2 separate regions of the Homo sapiens genome follow, and region 1 is linked to region 2. Evidence: chromatin loops called from intact Hi-C (ENCODE). Cell type or tissue: ascending aorta. All regions are shown on one strand. Links, peaks and the distances in the headings refer to the core of each region. The heading gives the core; the rest is flanking DNA. Region 1 overlaps PPP2R5A (protein phosphatase 2 regulatory subunit B'alpha). Region 2 overlaps DTL (denticleless E3 ubiquitin protein ligase adapter).

What was found. Hi-C counts contacts between places; a loop is a spot of excess contacts. Peaks named below come from ENCODE experiments on the same cell type or tissue, not always from the same donor. Only the 100,000 strongest peaks of a DNase experiment are listed, where the experiment ranks them.
Region 1: a loop joins it to region 2, with 3 times the contacts of the local background. A loop is called at or near these places in 19 of 110 quality-filtered maps.

Annotation. Positions count from the first base shown.
Region 1 is chr1:212,309,866-212,322,208 of GRCh38, reverse strand. The region is part of intron 1 of PPP2R5A (protein phosphatase 2 regulatory subunit B'alpha); the gene reads right to left. Among named protein-coding and RNA genes, the nearest start is that of PPP2R5A, 31 kb to the right of the region's middle. RefSeq lists enhancers at 1,703-2,299, 6,037-6,106, 5,699-6,452. In ascending aorta, for the core only: a CTCF peak has its summit at 6,157 (motif pointing right); no DNase peak of the experiment used is centred there; H3K27ac peaks cover 1,680 bases.
Region 2 is chr1:212,064,796-212,077,138 of GRCh38, reverse strand. DTL (denticleless E3 ubiquitin protein ligase adapter) reads right to left here. Exons shown (of 15, transcript NM_016448.4): 7 at 12,110-12,222; 8 at 10,254-10,327; 9 at 8,812-8,915; 10 at 8,436-8,540; 11 at 4,926-5,038. Among named protein-coding and RNA genes, the nearest start is that of MIR3122, 6.6 kb to the left of the region's middle. In ascending aorta, for the core only: a CTCF peak has its summit at 6,241 (motif pointing left); no DNase peak of the experiment used is centred there.

The DNA.
Region 1 (12,343 bases), core at 1,695-9,694, 250 kb before region 2:
TCTCCCCACGGTCTCCCTCTCCCTCTCTTTCCACGGTCTCCCCCTGATGCTGAGCCAAAGCTGGACTGTACTGCTGCCATCTCGGCTCACTGCAACCTCCCTGCCTGATTCTCCTGCCTCAGCCTGCCGAGTGCCTGCGATTGCAGGCGCGCGCCGCCACGCCTGACTGGTTTTCGTATTTTTTTGGTGGAGACGGGGTTTCGCTGTGTTGGCCGGGCTGGTCTCCAGCTCCTAACCGCGAGTGATCCGCCAGCCTGGGCCTCCCGAGGTGCCGGGATGGCAGACGGAGTCGCGTTCACTCAGTGCTCAATGGTGCCCAGGCTGGAGTGCAGTGGCATGATCTCGGCTCGCTACAACCTCCACCTCCCAGCTGCCTGCCTTGGCCCCGCAAAGTGCCGAGATTGCAGCCTCTGCCCGGCGGCCACCCCGTCTGGGAAGTGAGGAGCGTCTCTGCCTGGCCGCCCATCGTCTGGGATGTGAGGAGCCTCTCTGCCTGGCTGCCCAGTCTGGAAAGTGAGGAGTGTCTCTGCCCGGCCGCCATCCCATCTAGGAAGTGAGGAGCATCTCTGCCAGGCCGCCCATCGTCTGAGATGTGGGGAGCACCTCTGCCCTGCCACCCTGTCTGGGATGTGAGGAGCGTCTCTGCCCGGCCGCCCCGTCTGAGAAGTGAGGAGACCCTCTGCCTGGCAACCGCCCCGTCTGAGAAGTGAGGAGCCCCTCCGCCCGGCAGCCACACCGTCTGAGAAGTGAGGAGCCCCTCCGCCCGGCAGCCACTCCGTCTGGGAAGTGAGGAGCGTCTCCGCCTGGCAGCCACCCCGTCTGGGAGGGAGGTGGGGGTCAGCCCCCCGCCCGGCCAGCCGCCCCGTCCGGAAGGGAGGTGGGGGGGTCAGCCCCTCGCCCGGCCAGCCGCCCCGTCCGGGAGGTGAGGGGCGCCTCTGCCCGGCCGCCCCTACTGGGAAGTGAGGAGCCCCTCTGCCCGGCCAGCCGCCCCGTCTGGGAAGGATGTGGGGGGGTCAGCCCCCCGCCTGGCCAGCCGCCCCATCCAGGAGGTGAGGGGCGCCTCTGCCGGCCGCCCCTACTGGGAAGAGAGGAGCCCCTCTGCCCGGCCAGCCGCCCCGTCCGGGAGGGAGGCGGGGGGGTCAGCCCCCCGCCCGGCCAGCCGCCCCGTCCGGGAGGTGAGGGGCGCCTCTACCTGGCCGCCCCTATTGGGAAGTGAGGAGCCCCTCTGCCCGGCCAGCCGCCCCGTCCGGGAGGGAGGCGGGGGGGTCAGCCCCCCGCCCGGCCAGCCGCCCCGTCCGGGAGGTGAGGGGCGCCTCTACCTGGCCGCCCCTACTGGGAAGTGAGGAGCCCCTCTGCCCGGCCAGCCGCCCCGTCCAGGAGGGAGGTGGGGGGGTCAGCCCCCCGCCCGGCCAGCCGCACCATCCGGGAGGTGAGGGGCGCCTCTGCCCGGCCGCCCCTACTGGGAAGAGAGGAGCCCCTCTGCCCGGCCAGCCGCCCCATCCGGGAGGGAGGTGGGGGGGTCAGCCCCCCGCCCGGCCAGCCGCCCCATCCGGGAGGGAGGCGGGGAGGGAGGCAGGGAGGTCAGCCCCCCGCCCGGCCAGCTGCCCCGTCCGGGAGGGAGGCGGGGGGGTCAGCCCCCCGCCCGGACAGCCGCCCCGTCTGGGAGGTGAGGGGCGCCTCTGCCCGGCCGCCCCTACTGGGAAGTGAGGAGCCCCTCTGTCCAGCCACCACCCCGTCTGGGAGGTGTACTCAACAGCTCATTGAGAACGGGCCATGATGACAATGGCGGTTTTGTGGAATAGAAAGGGGGGAAAGGTGGGGAAAAGATTGAGAAATCGGATGGTTGCCATGTCTGTGTAGAAAGAGGTAGACATGGGAGACTTTTGATTTTGTTCTGTACTAAGAAACATTCTTCTGCCTTGGGATCCCGTTGATCTGTGACCTTACCCCCAACCCTGTGCTCTCTGAAACATGTGCTGTGTCCACTCAGGGTTGAATGGATTAAGGGTGGTGCAAGATGTGATTTGTTAAACAGATGCTTGAAGGCAGCATGCTCGTTAAGAGTCATCACCACTCCCTAATCTCAAGTACCCAGGGACACAAACACTGCGGAAGGCCGCAGGGTCCTCTGCCTAGGAAAACCAGAGACCTTTGTTCACTTATCTGCTGACCTTCCCTCCACTATTGTCCTGTGACCCTGCCAAATCCCCCTCTGCGAGAAACACCCAAGAATGATCAATAAAAAAAAAAAAAAAAAAAAACAATCTGTAAGAAAAAGAACACATAGGCTGGGCACAGTGGCTCATGCCTGTAATCCCAGCACTTTGGAAGGCTGAGACGGGCGGATCACCTGAGGTCAGGAATTTGAGACCAGCCTGGCCAACATGGTGAAACCCCACCTCTACTAAAAATACAAAAAAATTAGCCGGGTGTAGTGGCGCACACCTGTAATCCCAGCTACTCGGGAGACTGAGACAGGAGAATCGCTTGAACCCGGGAGGCAGAGGGTGCAGTGAGCCGAGATCGCGCCATTGCACTCCAGCCTGGGCAACAAGAGCAAAACTCCGTCTCAAAAAAAAAAAAAAAAAAAGAAAAGAAAACAAAAAGAACACATAATAAATCTGTTAAATGTAAAAAGCACAGACAATATCTGCACTGGCCACTTTATTCTTCAGCTTCTCCGTTTTAAGAATTCTTGCAAATGAAGTCTGTCATAATGATGTTTTAGTCTGGCAATTGGGCTGATGTTGATTATCCATTTGCCATTCTCACTACGGATGATAACGTCCATTCTGATTCCTACGGTGACAACTTGCTCACCTGGCATTCTCCCTGCAAGAGATGCTGATATTTTCTATCAGAATTTCACTTAAAGGTTTAAAAATGAAAACATCTTTAGAAACAAACAAGTTCACAGGAAAAATTCACAACACCTTATAGCACTGCATCATCAGCAACTAGAGTTGTGGCTGACAAGGTACCTTTTGGATCATGCCCTGAGTACTACAACACAGTAGTTTGCTCAGTCACTCTGAATTTAATTATTACAAGAGGTCCAAGTTTTTGTTGGGGCAATTTTAACCAGGTTTTCTTGAACTGATGACATATATCTGTTTCAAATGGATGCTGATTTCTTCCAAAATGTATAAATAAATGAGTAAATAAGAGATGAGTATTTAAGGTCCTAGTGACCTCTATTTAAATGAAGAGAATGTCCTACACATAAATTTATAAGTATACAGTTGATCTGCATTATCCATGGGGACAAGTTCCTGGACTCCCCCAGATACAAAAATCTGAGGATGCTCAAGTCCCTTATGTAAAATGGTCTAGTATTTGCATTAACCTATGCATAGCCTCCTGTATACTTTAAATCATGTCTATATTACTTATACCTAATACAATGTAAATGCTATGTAAACAGTTGTTATATTATTTAAGGAATAATGACCTGAAAAAAAAGTCTCTACATAGTCTGTATAGATTCTTCCTCCCTTCCCTGGAGTATTTTTGATCCAAGGTTGGTTGAATCCACAGATGTGGAACCCACAGATATGGAGGGCCAACTGTATTTTGATCTTCCCAAGTATTAACCAAGGAGCAATTCAGACTACTATCTACTATCATGGTATACCATATTTAACAATTTCAAATGCCTTAAGTCTTTTTGTTGCCTCAAGGAAATTTGACTATGCACTTAATATATGTAATAACCTGCAGTATCAACTTGTAGTCATCTCTTCAGCATCAGAGCTAAGGATTTACTAAAAGCATTCTTCCAAAAATAAAAAATAAAAAAATTTAAAAGCAGCATTCTTCTAGAAAATATCACTAAATCCACAATATAAAAAGCTCTGCATGAATATTATGAAAGGTACAACAAACTGCACAATCTAGGAATTACCTTAAAAAAAAAACAGATATGCCTTGCTTTGCTAAATACATAATTAATTTAAATTTGACTAAAAGATGTGTTTTTAAAGCACATTTTAAACTGTACTTCAATTTATTATGACTGCCACTTGATCTCACTAAAGATAATTCTCAACACTGTAAAAATCCCTGCATGGCCTCAAGCCAAGGGCCAAGGGTGACTCAAGATAACTCTAGGGAAAGGCACAATTTCATCTTTGGAGGATTATTAACATACCTTTTAAAACTCACAAAAGCCCCGCTAGGTTTTTCCCAAATTCTTACGTCTTTTTCAATACTCAACTTGAAAATATATTTGGCTCACACTTTTTTTTTTAATTTTTTTTTTGAGATTGAGTCTCAGCTCACTGCAACCTCTGCCTCCCAGGTTCAAGCGATTCTCCTGCCTCAGCCTCCCAAGTAGCTGGGACTACAGGCGCCCACCACCACACTCAGCTAATTTTTGTATTTTTAGTAGAGACGAGGTTTCACCATCTTGGCCAGACTGGTCTCGAACTCCTGACTTTGTGATCCGCCTGCCTCGGCCTCCTAAAATGCTGGGATTACAGGCGTAAGCCACTGAACCTGGCCCTGGCTCACACTTTTAAGAAATACTGCTCTAGTATACTGTTTTTCAAAGTGTAGGTTGCACGCCATTGGTGGGCAGTAAGATCAAGTTAGTGGGTCACAATCAAGAGTTTAAAAAAAAAAAATCAGAGTGTATTGCACGTAAGGATATTATGTCATGGAAGTATGTAAGTTATGAAGTAAAATGTGTTTCTCACTATAGTCTGCAGTGAAAACGAGTTTGAAAACCACTGCTTTACAGTATGTGAAGTACTTCAGGATCCCACACTACACAGCATGCCCAAGATCATAAAGCAAATTTGTACTGAAGCTGGGTATGAGAATACTGTTTTTGAAATATCAAATGTTCCTTTAAAAGCTGTATTCTAAATCGTTACCCATTAGAGATTCACAGTACATATCAGTTAAAAATGGCAATTTTGTTTTTCTCCCCTTCCCTCTAAAATGAGAGTAGACCCCCCACCAAAAAAAAGAGATAAAAACCCACAATAACAGAGAACAGAAAAATAGGCCCATAGGCAAGAGACTTCAACAAATTTCAGCGAAAACTCAAAGTAGGTAGAGAAGTGGTAACTGGCAAAACTAAGAGGAAGTCAAGTCCTAGAATAAAAAGGGGGAATACAGGCAAGGGTCCTACAGAACTTCAGATTAGTTCAAGATTAAGAAATATCTAGTGAAACAGTGGAAAGGATTAAGACATGAACTGAAATGGGGGATTAAATAAAAGTCTGGACTTGCTGAAGAGTCTACCATCCCACTCCAAAAGACAGTCAAGCATTCACGCTTCAGACAAAAGAAAATTAGAAGGTTCTTCCCTAAAGAAACTGAACAGTGCCAGAGGAGGTTCCTACATTCCAGCATGTAACTAGATCCCTAACCAATTACTCTAAACAAAACCAGATAATCAATAAGCCCCAACCAACTCTTACAGTAATTTTTTGTTTATCCATACATATTAATGGAAAATAAAGGATCGCCAGAGACTGCAACATGACATAAAACCAAATACAGAGAAATACATGATCCCAAAGGGATAATTTAGCACATTACTGAAAATTCAGATGCCCAGGAGAGAAGAATAAAAGCTTTCAGATTAAAAAAAAAAAAAAAAAAAAAAAAAAGTCACCCACAAAGGTTAAATATCCATGGAATTTCTTATCAGCAGAAGTCATGCCAGAAGATAATGGGGCTATCCTATTAGAATTCTAATGCCAGTCTAGAACTCTGTAACTAGTCAACTATCAATTAAGTACAGAGGTTCAGGAAGGGCATTTTTAGACATGTTCTGGATTAGGCTTTGGCTTAAGGAAATGTTATGGCTGTTTGATCTTCTATTCAGACCACTCAAACTTTCTCCAAATCAACAATAAGGCTGTTTTGCTTTCCTATCATTCATGCGGTCACTGGAGTAGCACTTTTAATGTCCTTCAAGAGCTCTTCCTTTGCATTCACAACTTGGCTGTTTGGTACAAGAGGCCTAGCTTTTGGCCAATCACAGCTTTCAACATGCCTTCCTCACTAAGCTTAATCATTTCTAGCTTCTGATTTAAAGTGAGGTGTGAGACTCTTCCTTTCACTTCAACACTTAGCAGCCATTGCAGAGGTATTTAATTGGCCTAATCTCAATTTTGTTGTGTCTCAGGGAATAGGGAGGCCCAAGGAGAGGAAGAAAGACCAGGAAATGGCCAGTTGGTGGAGCCATCAGAACACAAACAACACCTACTGATTAAGTGTGACATCTTATATGGCTATGGTTCATGATGCCCCAAAACAATTACAATAGTAACATTAAAGATCACTAATTGGAGGCGATCATAACAGATATATATTGAGAGAATCTCCAAAATGTGACACAGAGACACAAAGCGAGCACATGCTATTGGAAAAATGGGACCAACAGACTTGCTCAATGCAGGTTTGCCAAAAACCTTCCATTTGTTTTAAAAAAATAAAACACACAATATCTGGGAAATGCAATACAGTGAAGCACAATACAATGAGATGTACTTGTATGTATACTTCATATTTACATAAAATTAAAATATCAGAGAAATAATAAAATCTACATAGTTGAGTATATAGCCTGGCTTATTTCAATGACTCATTCAATATTAGCAAACTTTGTGAGAATTTTTCGAAGTAAATTAGAATCTTTAGGAAAATGTTGCAAAGAAGTTTTACATTATGTTCTTTAATGTCGATTTATGAAACCTACTTAGGAAGACTGTACAACTAAATTAAGAGGTCTTTAAGACAAGTTTGGGTGTTATAACTCTGTGTAATATATATCTGACTACAGAAATGTCATGGAAAATGAAACCTCATTCTCAACCACACAGGGATGTTAGTACACTCTCAATAGACAGTAAGTCCAGTTTCCCAAGAAGCATAGTGTTCATGATGAATTTTCAATGTCTGAGTCTATTCCTCTGCCTTACAAACTCAGGTATGTTTTTAAAAATCATACATAATACAAATACAAATTCTCCAAGCTCATAAGACAGTAATAAATACTAATTTATTAATTCAGGATGAGAAACTATTCCCCATATACTATATTAGAATATTCTGATTATGTGTTCCCATAGGAAAAGTTATAAAACAAGCCAAATCATAACATAAGCATAATGATGCCTGGGGTATTCATTTTCTATTCTTAGTAACAAATTATCCCAAAATTCTGTGGCTTAAAACAATTATTAGGCTGGGCGTGGTGGCTTATGCCTGTAATCCCAACACTTTGGGAGGCTGAGGCAGGAGAACTGCTTGAGCCCAGGAGTTGAAGACCAACTTGGGCAACACAGCAAGAACTTGTCTCTACGAAAAATTTAAAATTTAGCTACACTTGGCTGGGCACAGTGGCTCATGCCTGTAATCCCAACACTTCGGGAGGCTGAGGTGGGCGGATCACTTCAAGTCAGGAGTTGAGACCAACCTGGCCAATATGGTGAAACCTCATCTCTACTAAAATACAAAAAAAAAAATTAGCCAGGCATGGTGGCACGTGCCTGTAGTCCCAGCTACTCAGGAGACTGAGGCAGGATAATCGCTTGAACCCGGGAAGTGGAGTTTGCAGTGAGCTGAGACTTGAGCCACTGCACTTCACCCTGGGCATCACAGCGAGACACCATCTCAAAAAAAAAAAAAAAAATAGGCTTGGTGGCACACACCTGTAGTTCCAGCTACTTGGAGGCTGAAGTGGGAGGACTGCTTGAGGCCAGAGGGTTGAGGCTGCAATAAGCTGTGATCATGCACTCCAGCCTGGACAACAGTACTGGAGTTTAAGATGGGTTTTTTAAGAACCCATCTTAAAAAAACAACAACAACAAAAAAAAACTACCTTTCTCAATTTCTTTGTGTCAGGGATTCAGAAAGGATAGAACAGGGATAGCTTATCTCTGCTCCATGATGTCTAAGGCCTCAGCTAAAGGACTAGAAAACTAGAGGATGGAATTCTGAGAAGGCTAAATAACTCTTATGTCTGGTAGTTGCTGGCTTTTGGCTGACAGACTAGCTGGGGCTAGTACCAGAACCTCCAACATATAGCCTCTCCATGCGGTCTGAGCTCCCTCATAATATGGTAACTGTGTTCCAAGGGCAATGAATCTGAGAAGTCTAACGAAAAACAAGCAAAGCTCTTATGAATATAATTATAAAACATTCTTGAAATGTATGAAAGAGATAAATAAATGGAGATATATTATATTCATGGATGAGAAGAATCAATGTTTTCCCCCAATGAATCTATACAAGGAATACAATTCAGATTAAATTCTCAATAGGGTATTTTGGTGGAACCATTAGAGTTGTTCTTAAAAATGCGTCTGGAAAAATAAAGTGCCAAGAATAGCCAAGATGATTTTTAACATGAAGAAGGGAAGAGTCATCTTACCACATTTAGTAATTAAAACCACATGGTGTTGTGCAGGAATTCACAGACCACTGAGGAAAAAAAAATAAGGCACTTAGAAACATGCCAGTGTACACATACAAAAGGTTAGTATATAATACGGTTGGTGTTTTTTTTTTTAAAGTCAGTAGGAAATATTTAAAGTTCAATAAATTATTCCAGCTACTCATATGAAAAAAATTAAAATTAGATCCTTCCTTCACACACAAAAATTAGTTCCGAAAGAACTAAAAAATTAAATGTGGACAAGAAATTGGTATACAGAATGTACAAAAGAACACCTACAAATCATTAAGAAAAAAACCCAAAATCTATAGGAAAAAAAGGTCACATGAAACATAAATGACCGATAAGTATATGAAAAGATATTCAACCACACTGGTAACCAAAAAAATGTAAGTATGTATAAACAGTATACACGAATTTATACATGAAATGTCATACATCACTTTATACCTATTGGGTAAGAATGACAAAAAGTGTGGGCAAGACTTCTTCCAGAAGACTATCCTTTCCACTGTAAACTACTAAAAACTGAACAAAATATATAAAACAATTGTTTTCAGATGCTAGAAAACAGGCAGTACAGGACTGTGATCGCTGTGGGAAGGAAAACAAAGCCCCACAATCGCACCAGCTCCCTATCTGCTAGGGCTCTCCAGAGAGAGAAAGCACAGGAAAAAGAAACCCTAAAAGAACAACAGATTTAATGAGCAAAATAAAGACTAGAGATAGGGCTACTGAGGTGGCTAGGATTTGCATAGGAAAGTACTAAACAGAAGGCAACTATACAGAGAAGGAACTTTCTATTTTCTCTATTTATGTTGAAGTGATAATTTTTATTTTATTCTATTTATGTAACAAATCATTTTTTTAATGTAAAACCAGCCTTGCATTCCTGGCATAAATCCCACATTATCAAAATATCTCATTCTATTTATATATTTCAAATTCAATTTGTTAATATTTTGTATACAACTTTAAAAAAATCTATGTTCATAAGGGATATTGGTCTATAATTTTCTTGTAATTTCCCTGTTGGGGTTTTAAATTAGGAATCAGTCAAAGAGATACATAACTATTCAGATTTTTGTTTCTTCTTGTGTCAGTTTCAGAAAGCTGTTTATTTCAAGGAATTCTCCCATCTCCTCTTAGGTTTTCAGATTTATTGGCATGATTATGTACCTGAAAGCTATGAAATCCTAAATAAGGCTAAGATACTAATTATTACTACAAAAAAAGCTAAAATTCTAGTCCAGAGGGAGATCAACTTCTGACAAGACAAGGTGAGAAGTTCCACAGGCCTACTCACCAGGGAAACTGATAGAAGTTATGTTTAAAACAGCCATTTTTATAGCCTCTGAAATGGTCCTAAGGGCAAACAGCAAAAAAATATCTATTCAGGAATATCTATGAAAATTCAGTTAGAATACCAAGAGCTAGTGGTACAGTCATGCATCACTTAAAATGACAGAAATACATTCTGAGAATGCATCCTCAGGCAGTTTCATCATTGTGTGAATATCAGAATGTTTTACACAAACTTAGATGGCACAGCCTACTACACGCCTAGGCTATATGGTAGAGCCTACTGCTCCTAGGCTACAAAACTGTCAGCATGCTACTATACTAAATACTATAGGCAACTGTAAGTGTATCCAAATATAGAAAGGTGCAATAAAAAATATGGTATAAAAGATTTAAAAATGGCACATCTGTCTAGGACACTTAACATGAATAGAGCTTACAAGACTGGAAGTTGCTCTGGATGAGTAAGTGGTGAGTGAATGTGAAGGCCTAGGACATTACTGTACACTACTATAGACTTTATAAACGGTATATTTAGGCTACCCTAAATTTATTTAAAACATTTTCTTTCTCCAATAATGACCTTAGCTTACTGTAACTTTATATAAACTTTAAAATTTTAACTTTTTTACTCTTTTGCAATAACATAGCTTAAAACACACACTGTACAGCTGTATAAAAATATTTTTTCTATCAGTAGTCTATAAGCTTTTTTCTATTTTTCAGACTTTTTAACTTTTTAAACTTTTTTGTTAAAAACTAAGACACAAACACAGATGGCTTAGGCCTACCCAGGGTCAGGATCATCTACGTCACTGTCTCATCTCCACATCTTCTAGAATACCTCCTGAAGGGCCTGCCTGAGGCTGCTTTACAGCTAACTTTTTTTTTTGTAATAAGTAGAAGGAGCACACTCTAAAATAATGATAAAAATAGTATAATAAATACATAAGCCAGTAACATTTATTATCAAGTATTATGTATTGTACATAATTGTATATGCTATATATACTTTTTTTTTTTTTGAGACGGAGTCTTGCTCTGTCGCCCAGGCTGGAGTGCAGTGGCACGATCATGGCTCACTGCCTCCGCCTCCCGGGTTCATGCCATTCTTCTGCCTCAGCCTCCGGGAGCAGCTGGGACTACAGGCGCCTGCCACCACACCCGACTAATTTTTCGTATTTTTAGTAGAGACGGGGTTTCACCGTGTTAGCCAGGATGGTCTCGATCTCCCGACCTCGTGATCCGCCTGCCTCAGCCTCCCGAAGTGCTGGGATAGGCTTGAGCCACCATGCCTGGCAGCTATATATACTTTTATATGATAGTGCAGCTGGTTTTTTTACACTGGCATCACCATAAACATGTGAGTCATGCCTTGTTCTATGAACTAAAGCTACATCACTAGGGGACAGGAATTTTTCAGCTCCACTGTAATATTTTGGGACCACCATCCTATATACCACGTCATGGACCAAAACATCGTTATGCAGCACATGACTGTATTTTAAGCAAGAGAGCTCCTTCCCCCTTGGCTCAGCTATGTAGAAACCCTACTTCAAAGAGACGCAGAGGAGAACACAGGGCTCTTCCTCTACTTCTAGCTCCCAGACATCTTTAGGTAAGGAGTAGGACCTATCAGCATTTCTCATCCTTTCCACAGCAACTTATTGTTGCTGAGGATAAGTTCTAGACAAGTGCAACTGAAAGGCAGGCCTCCTTTCTTCTGCCCAACCTCCACGCATGGGGCAGAGGCTCTACCTTTTGTGCAACACTGCTAAAAAAATAACTGGGGCCTCAATCACCTTTGTTCTGGCCTATAAAGTTGTGATTCCACACTGGAAGAGGCAAGCCAAAAAGAAGACCTCGGGCTGCTGCTCCCACTTCCCCAAACTGCTCAGCTTCTAAAGCAGGGTTTCAGAAAGAAGCATACAATTGTCCCCACTCCCAGCTCTGAGCCCCGACTCCAGAGATTTTGTGGGGGATGGGGGAGAAGTAGGCCATAAAACAGTTAGCTCTTCATCTTTTCCCAAAACAACTGACTTCTTTACAACAGGGCATTAAAAAAAATGTTCAAGCCTAAGGGTACTCTTAAAAACAGTGGAGGTTTTGGTGAAAGATAATGGGGAGATCTGTAAATTCAATGAGGATACAGACTAAACTGTAGGCTAGTTATTTTTCAGGAGAGACAAAAAAAAAAACCCAGCAGTGTGGAGCCCTCCTGATGTTAGAACAAATATCACATACTGACCTTGGGAACTATTCCTTCAAAGGAGCCTGGATTTGATTGGATTAGTCTGTAGAACAATGTGTGCCCCAAAGCATTATTGAAAACAATTGAGCAATCAGCTGAAAATCAATGGAACTTAACAGCTGGGAGTATGGTCAGGAAAAGACAAAGAGAACCCTGCCAAAACCACTGTCATCCCAAGGTGCCTGGGCATATCCAAAGCTGCACCTCTCTGAGGAACAAGATCAGAGGCTTTACAAAGTATGGGGGAAAACTACACCCAGTCACTAAACAAACAAGTGACAATAACAAGGTTGGTACCAAGAGTTGCTACAATATATTATTTAAAACAGCCGAGTCCAACCCTTAGGATGTGAGGACTTTTTTGCTTATCTGTG
Region 2 (12,343 bases), core at 2,724-10,723:
GAATCATGGCTCATTTGTATGAAGAAAGTGGAGGTGACTCTGGAATGATTATTTGTGAGAATGACTAAGTAAACTTAATAGATTCCCCCAGATTATGGTTAAGAGATCTGACACACTGACTGATAAGGTTATTCAACTCAATCATTAATACTCCTCTCTTGGCTTAAATGGTACATATGCAATAATTAAAAAAGCAAAAGAAGACAAAGAGCAGAGTCTAACTTGTCTTGCAGAGTTAATTAAAATTTATCAGAAAGGAAGCTTTTTCCACATCTACAGGAATCTCACTTACTGCCTACTCCTACAATGGCACAGAGATAATTCATTCTTTCACAATGTAACATATTTTAGAAAAGACTTTGAAGATCGTCTCTAACTATCCCAGTAGTCACAGAAATTTTCCTTTCCTCCTCTGTTTGGGATGGCCCCAGTCGATTAAGTTTCTCTTCACCCAAGGTCCAAACAGGTCTGGTAGCAGCAAATTAGAAGGGAGAGGAAATCCTCAAGTCCTACTGAGCATCCCTGGTAGAAATACATTATTGTCTTCCATTGATTCACCCTGCTTATTGCCTATAGCTTTTTAATTTCATGATATTGGTCCTTTCTCAGTTTCTGTATTATAATACCTAGGAGAACCTAAATGTGTACACCAAGGGTTAAAATAAGTTTCAAAAAACCCCCTAAATACCCACCAATAGAATATATGCACATTTTTGCATTTATCTATAGGGTTTCAGAGAAAAAAGAAAGAGACCCATTAGAAAAACATTTTGGAATACGTTAACAAGGTATCAATGACGACAGTAAAAGTCTAAGCCAGGCACTTTACATAGCATTAAAAGTGGGGGGAAGTTTCCTCAGAAAGTTAAACAATTATATGACCCAGCAATTCTATTCTTAGGAATCGAATTCTGTTCCTACACTCCCAGGAGAATTAAAAACCTATGTTAAACAAGAACTTATACACAAATGTTCACAGCAGCTTTATTCATGTCAAAAAATGGAAACAGCTCAAATGTCCATCAACTGATGAATGAATAAACAAAATGTGGTCTATCCACACAATGGCATATTATTCAGTCATAAAAAGGAGTAAGTACTGACACATGCTATAACATGGATGAACCTCGATATTATGCTAAGTAAAAGACGTCACACACAAAATGCTGATTTTGTATGATTCCATTTATATGAAATGTCTAGAATAGCAAATCCATAGAGACTGAATGTAGTTTAGCAGGTGTTGGGGAGGAAGAGGGGATTAGAGAGTGACTGTTAAAGGACACGGGTTTTTTTCTGGTGTGATGATGTTTGGGAATTAGATAGTGGTGATGTTGGTACAACACTGTGATTACAATAGTAACTACTCCATTGTAAACTTTAAAATGACTAAAATGGTGAATTATATGTTATATGAATTCTATCTGAATAAGGAAAAATGGGAGGAAGGGCGTGTTATGGGTTAAAATGAGAAACTAATGTCTAACACGTTTTTATGAACTTTTATGCTTTGATAGTTTAGGACTATCCTAGGGTATAGTATGACTACTTCAAGAAAGATTCATTCCTTCTAATGAGATTCAGGTGGCTTTTAAATCCTTCATTTTTATTCAAATAAATTTTTATTTATTGTCCCTACATTATTATAAGAACACTATCATAATTACGTAACTTCATTTTTTAAAGCTTCCTTTCCCTTTTAAGTAGGAAGGCGACTATTAAGTCTAAGAGACATTTATATCCATGCATTTTGGAGATGCTCAGACACAGAAGACTGTCCTCTCTTACATATTCTACTTTTTGTAAAATAAAGACTTTAATTCAAGGCACAAGGAATCCCAAAGTTAAATCTCCTAGAACTAAGAAGGTACCTCTAGAAGTAAGTGGCTCTAACTTACAGATGTCATAAAGTTATTTTGTGTACTGAAACATACAAAGAATATCAGCACTTTTCCTCACAAAATCTCTTCTCTGCCCAGTTGGAAACCAAGTCTAATCTTTATTTCTGCCATGAGATCATTTACACTTCCTAAAGTGTCAGGCTCAACGTTTCACCAGTCAGTGGTAGAATGACTATGCCAAATCAGTTTATTTATAACCACTTCGATGCTATTCAGTGGCTATATCAGAAACAAACCAGAGAAAAGAGGATGGGGTGGGGGTGAGACAATAGTTAGGAAATTAAAAAGAAAAGGTATAATATTAAATCTTTTTAAGTCTTGGGCCTCAATATCAGCCCGAATATATTATATTTCCTCTTTGCTGGGCAGTAGTGAGGATTAAGAGGCCATTCTCTTCTGTCTTAAGATACAAAACTCCCTTCTATTTTGTTTTCTTGTGCCCATGGGCTTTTGGCTTTTTAGCATAGAAAAAATTCTAATACTTAAGAGAATTCTGACTTTTTGAACACGTAGAAGAGCAATCTAACAGCCTGGATACTCAGCTTGAATGGAATTGCTCTTAAAATACCACTCCTCCTTTTTTTAATCATGGAAAAGAGAAACTGAGCCACCTCACTAGGCAAATTCAAATTTAGGAGGTGCAAGCTTGCCAGGATCTCAAATATCAGAGCCTGTACACCGAGTTATGTGTGGACAGGCAGAAGAACATCACGTCTGAACCACGTCATTCAACACTGACATGTGACCCAGCCTAGGAATTAAAAAAGGGTAACCCTTGTATGTGGTAGACACTGATTGGTTGTCTGAAAATGGCTTAGAAACAATGGCCAACTATATTTAGTGTATATCTTTAAAGGCAAGTATTCCCACAACCTTCATTCCCTGAAACAAAATCTTAAAAAGGCCTTTGCACTAGAGAAGAGGAAGGAACTTTAACAATTGTCAAGAAAACTTTACACAAGATACACATAATATATAATTATACACATAATTATGTATATATATAATTTAAAAATTTATTAAGAATTTAAAAACTATCAAGAAACTATACAACACACATGTAATTGTATACATAATTATGTACATATAATTAAAACTTAATAATTTAACAAGAATGATCAATACATAAGTATTTTTTGAATTATTCTTATATGCTTTTTGTGATGTTGGAAAAAAAAATTTTTTTTTTAACAAGAAACAAACCTTAAAAGATACAGACCTGTGGTAGGAATAAAATCCTCTAGTTAAGTTGGGAGCCAAAGTGGAGAAGGAAACATAGGCAAGACAGTGAGCAAAGAAGAAAGGAAAAAGGTAGCAAAATAAGCATTAAGACCAAATTTGAAACTGAAAATTTTAAATATAAGACAGAGCATTAGTGCCAGCGACATAACATTGTTAAACTTAAAATCTCAAGTAAGAAGAATATTATAAAGAGGAAACTCCATCTTGTGATGGAGTCAAGTATATACTTTATAGGCATTTAAAAATATAACAAAAGAAAGAAATATGCTTGTAGAAAAAGGCAGGCCCAACATAGAAGCATCTTGGATAGAGCAATATTTCCACCCTGTGACTATTTAGGATATTGTTAGTAAAATTTTAATAAAGTAGTGTTGCATTTTCACAACTCCAGTTATATAGAAATCACTTTTCTTTTGTACTTCCCTCAGGATTGGAAGAAATTAAGCTGAAGAATTATGCTTCATACTAAACAGGTTTTACCCCTGTCCTAAAAAAAATTAGCAATATTACTTTCTAGAGCTTGGCAGGATAAAAAATGATATAACTTTCTCTTGAGAAGGGATTTGATACTATCGGAACTATGGGATCTATGAAGTTTTAGACATTATGACTTTAAAACCCAAAATATGTGAACTCTAATCATTCAATTCACCAATGTCAAAGACATTTATGAAGTTACAGGGAAATCTAGAAGATAATTAATTCTTAGTCATGGGTAAACAATGCCTTAATGATCATTCTCTGAATTCCCAGAACATTTCCATAATTAATTATTCCTTCAAGAGACATTTTTCAGTAATAAGCAAGTGCTACCTGTTGTCTAACATTTTTATTTTCTCCACTGGACTTCAAATGGACAGCTTTAAATTTCTTAGCTTACAGTAGACACTTTAGAACTACTGTTATTAAAAAAGTTATTTAAAAGATTATTGGCCAGGCATGGTGGCTCATGCCTGTAATCCCAGCACTTTGGGAGGCCAAGTTGGGCGGATCACGAGGTCAGGAGATCGAGACCATCCTGGCTAACATGGTGAAACCCCGTCTCTACTAAAAATACAAAAGAAATTAGCCGGGCGTGGTGGCAGGCACCTGTAGTCCCAGTTATTCGGGAGGCTGAGGCAGGAGAATGGCGTGAACCTGGGAGGCGGAGCTTGCAGTGAGCCAAGATCGTGCCACTGCACTCCAGCCTGTGCGACAGAGTGAGACTCCATCTCAATAAAAAAAAAAAAAAAAAAGATTAGTAAATAATGCTATTAAATATATAAAAATCTGATAAAGCAGCCATATCTACTTTAGTGGCCTGAAGATCAGCTACTTGTAAGGAGAGAATAAAGAATAAATTAATCATAAAAATATTTTTGAGTTTCTGTTTTGTGCAAGGCTCCATGGGTGATTCAAGCACAGGATCCTAGGGATCAAAATACTGTATTCTGAACGAGAGTTTGAAAACATAGGGCAGAAAGTCAGTATAGCATGTTTTCCAGGATGCAGGACAAAGTAGTTAAGGTTCTTATCACCCTCTGAATTCTCAATTTCCTAATAATTTTTGAAACAGAGGATACAAATTGTCAATTTCTGACAAGCTATGGCCCTGAAAGTGTCATACATTCTGTAGTAGAGTAAGGTTTCAGCTATATTAAGAGCCAAGAGCAACCTTTACTAAATATCTGATGCAGGAATAGTATAGCACGTGGTTACATTAAACTTATCTCATATTGGACAGAACAAATATTTGCAAGAATACTTCAGTCTAACACTTGTGGGTGAAGTTTAGCAACTTACCTTCCATATGTAGGCAGCTTCATCACTTGAGCCACTGACTAAAAACTGGTCATCTGGACTAAGGCTGGATTTTACATAAAAGGTAGAGTTCTGGTGTCCATTGAAAATAGCCACTGCCAGAGGAAAAAAACCAAATTACTTGGCTCTTGTTATTTCTAGTGGTCAAATGGATATAGACAGCATATATATTCTAACAAGTTTTATCACTGTATTGCCTATTGAAGCAGATGATCTAGCTTTATCCATCAAATACAAGGGAACTAGACATTGGCAGAAAAACAAAACCCTAGAAGGAAGCTTTATATTAGATCCAATCTCATGAACTCAGTCTGAGTACTTGGTACGAAAATGGCAATATCAAGAGAAAAAAATTGGAGGGAAAACATTCCTTAAAAAAAGAATCCAGCCAATGTCCAACTTGCAGTAAAATGCCTTTATAAGACCCTCTCTCTCCAGCCCAGGGTAGGATTTTTTCCACTGCATAATATATTCATCTAATTTCCCCTTAGACTTCAGGCCTCTTGAGGATAAATTTTATATCTTACTTTTTCCTCACTAGACTTTATAGTGCTTTGAACAGAGTAGATCCTCAAACATTTGTTCCATGAAAAGGAAAAAAAAAATCAGTGAAAAGTATCATTTGAGTTCTGGTTAAAACTTACTAATAGCTTATGTGGGATGTGAGAATCATTTTAATCCAGCACTTTGAGTAGACTGAATGGTGGAAGAGCTAGTGGAGTAAACTGTTTATATGTAAGGCACTAGATTAGGTTTAGCCTTCTCACTCTCAATGGCAAAAGGGCAGGTAACCCAATCTAGCATATGTTCTTAACAGGTTCTTCTATCCTAAGAAGGTCAAAACCTGAGGCCTCTGACATCAGAACACTACTAGGAAATACAAGAGAAAAATCTCAATTATTGGAGAATTTAAGGATACCTTTAGGCAGGAAAAAACAATCACACTCCAGAGAGAAAAGTATTAGTAGGGGACTTAACAGCTTCCCATAAGTGCTCACAGGAATCTCTTCCATTTTCTAGAATAAAGCTGGAAAAGAACTTTGTATTTATAGCTTTAAAGGAAAAAGCTATGCAGGCATAGCAAATACTCCTCACATCAGACATTTTTACTGTGAAAGTGAGGCAGGATATGAATCAATTTGTATACACCTATTATCACTGCAAAATAAACAAGCTCCTTTATTCTGAACATTGTTCTAAAACTGTAATTTTTAATCTTCCTCAACTCTCAACTATGAATGGAAAACTCTAGCCTGAATTTCCCACTACACCTGTAAGTATTTATTGCCCTCTGCTGGTCTAAGAAAGGCTGGTATGATATGCACTGTAAATGTTTAAACCTTGCTAAAAATCCTCCTAAAATGTATGTTGGCTTTAATGAGCTCAATTTAATCTTGCTTTGGTGATCTGGGCTTTTCAAGTACTTCCAACCAAGTCATCCTTATGAACATATAAACACCATAATACAAAGCATGGTAGATCAAGTATCGAATCCAAGATCGATTCAGAAGTTTTGAAAAGGACAAGTAATTACAAGACGTTACACACACACACACACACAGTTGTCATTCAGTTTTTTTTTTTTGAGACAGGGTCTTACTCTGTCACCCAGGCTGGAGTGCAGTGGCAAGATCATGGCTCACTGAAGACTCAAACCTCCCAGGCTCAAACAATCCTCCTACCTCAGCCTTCCAAGTAGCAGGACTACAGGTGCATGCCACCACATCCAGCTAATTTTTTGCATCTTTTTGTCAAGATGAGGTTTCACCATGTTGCCCAGGCTGGTCTCGAACTCCTGGGCTCAAGTGATCTGCCAGCCTCGGCTTGGGTTTATAGGTGTGAGCCACCATGGCCAGCTGTCATTCAATTTTTAAGGAATAAATCGATCTATTAACCTATCTACCTATCTATCCATCTGCGCAAATGAAATTAAATAGAAGCATAGAAAAGGTTTACTAAATTATTAGCGAAGTGTTGGACAGCAGGACACTAAACTCAAGGACCTTTTCAGTGCCACACTGTAGCAAAAATTATATAGAAAGAGCTCTTGTACATCTGATAATATAATCAGGATCACGCTTTATCTTTCAAGGAAAGATGTTGAAAAGTCTATTTTATTTGACTAACTAAATTAGCAGCTCTCCAAGCTCAGATTCCATTAAGGAAAATAGCAAAAGAAACACCTCTTCCCTTTTCTAAATACTATTGCTCCTGTTTAGAGAAAACTAGACCCAGTGCAAAGTATCAGAAATGCAGACTATGATGCTGCCACCGATACTAAAGTCCTAATAAGATTGCTTGGGGTGATCTTTGGAAAATTCTGTAAGATCTCAGCTAAAATGACAAGTTCTGGGCCGGGCATGGTGGCTCACGCCTGTAATCCCAGCACTTTGGGAGGCTGAGGTGGGTGGATCATGAGGTCAGGAGTTCGAGACCAGCCTGACCAACAAGGTGAAACCCTGCCTTTACTAAAAATACAAAAATTAGCCAGGCATGGTGGCGGGCGCCTGTAATCCCAGCTACTTGGGAGGCTGAGGCAGGAGAATTGCTTGAACCCAGGAGGCGGAGGGTGCAGTGAGCCGAGATCGAACCACTGCACTCCAGCCTGGGCAACAGAGTGAAACTCCGTCTCAAAAAAAAAAAAAAATTTATATCTATATCTACATCTATCTATAAATAAAATAAAACAAGTTCTGTACTTGAGATTTCTTGTTTATCAGCACTTTTTACTTTAGTGGAAACTGGGTAACTCTGAGGATTGGTTATGGAATTCAAAGTGTTTTTGAAAGATCTATAGATGAGGAATAACCAGGCTACTAAGATGTTGCTTAAGAAATTGATGTTCTTAAAAATAATGTAACCCAAATAACTCTCTTAAAGCATGCCTGAGGCTGGTGATTTGGAAGAGGGAGGGGAGAGGATTAAAAAAAAGAGGAAAGCATGCTTGAGAAACTTGGGTTTTCTTTTTAAAACTATCATTTATTTATTAGTTTTAAGTATCAGATTCTATTTTTAAAGTTTTGAGGAAAAAAAAAAGGTGAGGCTGGGGAAAACATCTAGAAATAAAAGGGCCTCTAACATTAAGGAGAAGGCTGAGATAGGCTGAAACTATTTTGGGGGTATGAAAATTTCAGCCCCCTAATTTTAACCAGCAGCCCCTAAAGAGGAAAAAAGCTGAGCAGAAGCACTTTATCTACTCCACAGCTTATTAAATAAAAAATTGAGAGAATTCTAAATATAGGCCAAAGGGCATAATTTCAGGAGATACTCTCTATTAAAATAAAGTCACCATGTAAAGCACAATTCAGCTAACTTATGAAATCATCACAAGGAATGTACACTTATGAAATTATCACTGGATGTAATCAAAGATGCCAAAGTCCTCATATGGCTTAATAAGTTCAGTTTAGAAGAAAGCCCATTAAATTATCATTACCAAAAAAAGCCCATAATGCTTTCCTGGTAAGAGAATTTGAATGACTAATATCTTACCTGGAGAAGTCTTCAACCCAGTCATATTAAACATGTAGATGTTATCGTCTGTGCAATTAGCAAATAAAGTAGAGCCAGTGGAATCCAAAATCAGACTTGAATATCCTGGAAAAAGGAAACTTAAGTTAGCACGTCCTGATGATGGTGAGTAGATCTGAGGTTAAAATGTAGAGACAAAAATAGATCATTTCATAAGAATCATCATCAGAATTCTTTGTCCCCAAAATATACACAAACCAAAAACATTCTTCTGAGTTTTTATCTTTTGAACTTCACATATTAGAATTTTTCATATCAATGTTACTGGAAATTAGCCTTTTTTTTTTTTTTTAAACAAAAACTCTTATCTCCCCCAAAAGACCTATTAAAGGCTTACCAAGTTTTCGAGTGCTGCTACCTGGGTACAGGAAAGACTTGGATGCTATGGGTTCTTGTCGATAAGCAGTATAATTCTTACGTAAATCCCATACTTTGATTATCCTAAAAACCAAGGCAAATAAATATTTTGTAGACCTTCTTCCAACCCCAAACAACTTCAACTACACTAAATGTGAAATGACTTTTAATCTAACTCCTCTGGCACATTAACTAGGTACAGTAAGGATATTTCATTGGGAAACAAATTAAAGTATCTTATACTGTTGTCTCCAATATCAGGCTTATAATTCTGACAGAACGGAAACAGATGTGATTTGACCCAGTGATGGGTTACTGGAGTTTACTCTAAGAGAACGGAAAAGGAAGATGAAGGTTGAGTGCCGATAGTAATTGTTCCATTGTTTTTAGAAAATACACTTCCTAAGCCTTTAATATTCTGCATATATTTTTGATATCATAAGTAGCAAGTTCTGTCCCTGTGGTTATATCTCCATACATAACTCTTTAAATAATCTAAACAAATTGTTCTGTGAAATAAAGTATTTTTTCATTTCATCTATTGAGATAATTGTCTTAATCCTCTACTTCTAGTATAAAGGTAACTTGAAAACACAGACCTGCTATGAAATGACAGTATTCTTGGAAACAAACAGAGCAAGCTTTCACAGTCATTCACAAGCAGAACTAATAACCTTTAGATAATCCTTCATTCCTGCCTGAGAATTTGGTTCAGAGGGTTTTAGTGCCCAGAGGACACAATGGAAATCCTAGTTTGGTAAGCCATCATCTTTTAAATTAAAAATTTTAAGAGAAGGATGCCTTGAGAGATATAATAGGAAGGAAACTTAAAAAGAAAGAGTCTCCATTTGCATAGAATTAATATTCTACAACACAATCAACAAGCATCACAGAGCAGACTTATTTGGAAGCCAAGAATTCAGACTAATCATGGATGACAGGTATGTGAAAGTCATTAGACCTTACTATCATCAATCTAGTTAGATTACTCCCAGAAATGTCAATTACATCCCCAGAATCAGATTTCTTCTTTTAGGATATTCTTAAACCTGAAAAAGACAAAACCCAAAGTAACAGAAATTTTACTCTTCAAAATGAGAATTAGTGACTAAATTATATTGCATAAGGCAAGCAAGCTACCCAGCCAGCTTCTTTTCTAAGATAGCAACAGCAGCTACCACTGCTCTTATGTGCTAGACAATGTGCTAAGCGTGACACATGTATTCTTTCATTTAATTATCCAGCAAGAGTCCTTCAACTAGGTATTTTCCAATGTGATCTATAGCTCCTTTCCTCAGTTGGGGTACTTGCTATGTTGACAGTTGAAAGCACACACATTCAATTATAATGAGACTATGTGACTGCCTCATCACAATCTCATAAAAAAGATCTCGTCGGAAGAAAAAAGAAATAGACTCTTACCCATCCACAGCTCCTGCTGAGACTAAGGTATTCTCGTCTTGAAAGAGGACCACAGTAACACTTTGCTGGAAATCCTGATAGCACAAGAAAAGAAGAAGATTCTATCTTGGGCATCATAATCTTTACCATCAAGGGAACAAGGTGCTAAAAAACGACTTTTCTCCCCAGACTGACTTAGATGAAGTCTTGTCTAATGATCTCGATCAGATATATATGCTGACCAAGAGGTAATTTTAGCAAGGATCATTAAGTTTTAGTATACAGTGTTAATATTTCAACTTATACTCAAAAAACAAACTGGTGACTAAAAGATTTTGCTCGTCTGAGCCTACTGCATCTACTTAGACTCAGCCCTACTAATATGCTGTGTGTATCCTTAGGAAACTTATTTAACTTTCTTGTGCCAGTTTAATCTCTAAAATGTTGCTGTCTACCTAGATTATCATATAGGAGTATCAAAAGAATTATGAATAAAAGATTATTTCATGCCCTGAAAAAGAGGCCCAGTGGAGTCGTACCTCCTAATTGCTATTACTTAACAAGTTATCTTGGCTCAGAACCAGATTAAATGTCTGAAATGCTACTCGTTTTAACTTCATATGGCCTCTACTATCTGCTTCCATTCATGCTTGTGTCCTGTTCACGGTGTATAGTTTTAAGTCTTAATGTCTTAGCAGTCATACTTCCCCCAAAATATTAACTTGTACCCTACACACCAGGAATATGAAAAAAAAATTACATTAAAGTGAGAAAAAGGGCAATTTTTTAAAGAAAAAGGATATATTATGGGCATTGTTTGAGCTCTGACTGTAAGTTATTAGAGTGGTACTATGTTCTACCCATGTGTTTCTCAATATATTTAACAATATTTTGTCAAATGCTTAAAAATAAGCTGGCCAGGCGTGGTGGCTCACATCGGTAATCCCAGCACTTTGGGAGGCTCACGAGGTCAGGAGATTGAGGCTATCCTGGCTAACACGGTGAAACCCCGTCTCTACTAAAAAAACAAAAAATTAGCTGGGCGTGGTGGTGGGCACCTGTAGTCCCAGCTACTTGGGAGGCTGAGGCAGGAGAATGGTGTGAACCTGGGAGGCGGTGCTTGCAGTGAGCCAAGATTGCGCCACTGCACTCCAGCCTGGGTGACAGAGCGAGACTCTGTCTCAAAACAAAAAACATATTTTTCTGTAGTTTGTATTACGAAAACAACAGGTATTCTTTCCCCTTAGAAAACTGCATCACAGTACTTAATATGCTTCTTCAAACTACTCCTCCCCCACTTTTCCTAATGAATTCCACTATACTATAGGGGTGTGTTTGTGTGTGTGTGTTTGTGTCTGTGTGTGTAGAGAGATTTTTAGGGATGAGTAAGGTGAATTTTCAACATGTGCCTCAGGCAACTCTGATGCACACAGTATTTGAAGTGATGGCTATCTCAATTACCCTGATTTGATCATTATACATAGTGTACCCCCCAAAATATGTAAAATTATGTTATCAATTTTTTAAAATGTAGATATTGAAATTGTAAAAAAAAAAACCACTTTCTGCTTAATGGCATGAGACAACATCTTATGTTTAATTCAATCTAATTCTTTAAAACCAAAATAAATTTAAAGATATTTATCAACGAGGCTACATATATTTTAATTCCATCAATAATATAGGTAAATGGCATTATAATTCAGAAGAACCAAAAATTAAAATTTGAGAACCACAAATGTAGGTACTGAATAAGCAATAAACCACTGATATCAAATGAGAATCATGAAGATTCTCATTCACTTAATCAATAGCCTCCCATTTATTCTATCCTACAGATAAGATCTGCACACATGTATACATCTGTAAAACCTTACCACAGAAGGAGCAAGTCCTTTTGAATTCTGTTTCTTCTTGGGTTTTGAAGGGGTTTGCTTGTCTGAGGTATTGTGAGCTCCACTGATTTGATTCACTTGCCTATAAAACCCATCTGAAAGATATTCCAAGGAAATTTAGGTTTCAGGATTCTTACATGCTGAATATAACATGTGTAAATAAAACTTCAATATTAAGTAATTTTTGACCAAGTTGGTGAAATTAGAAGCCAGCAG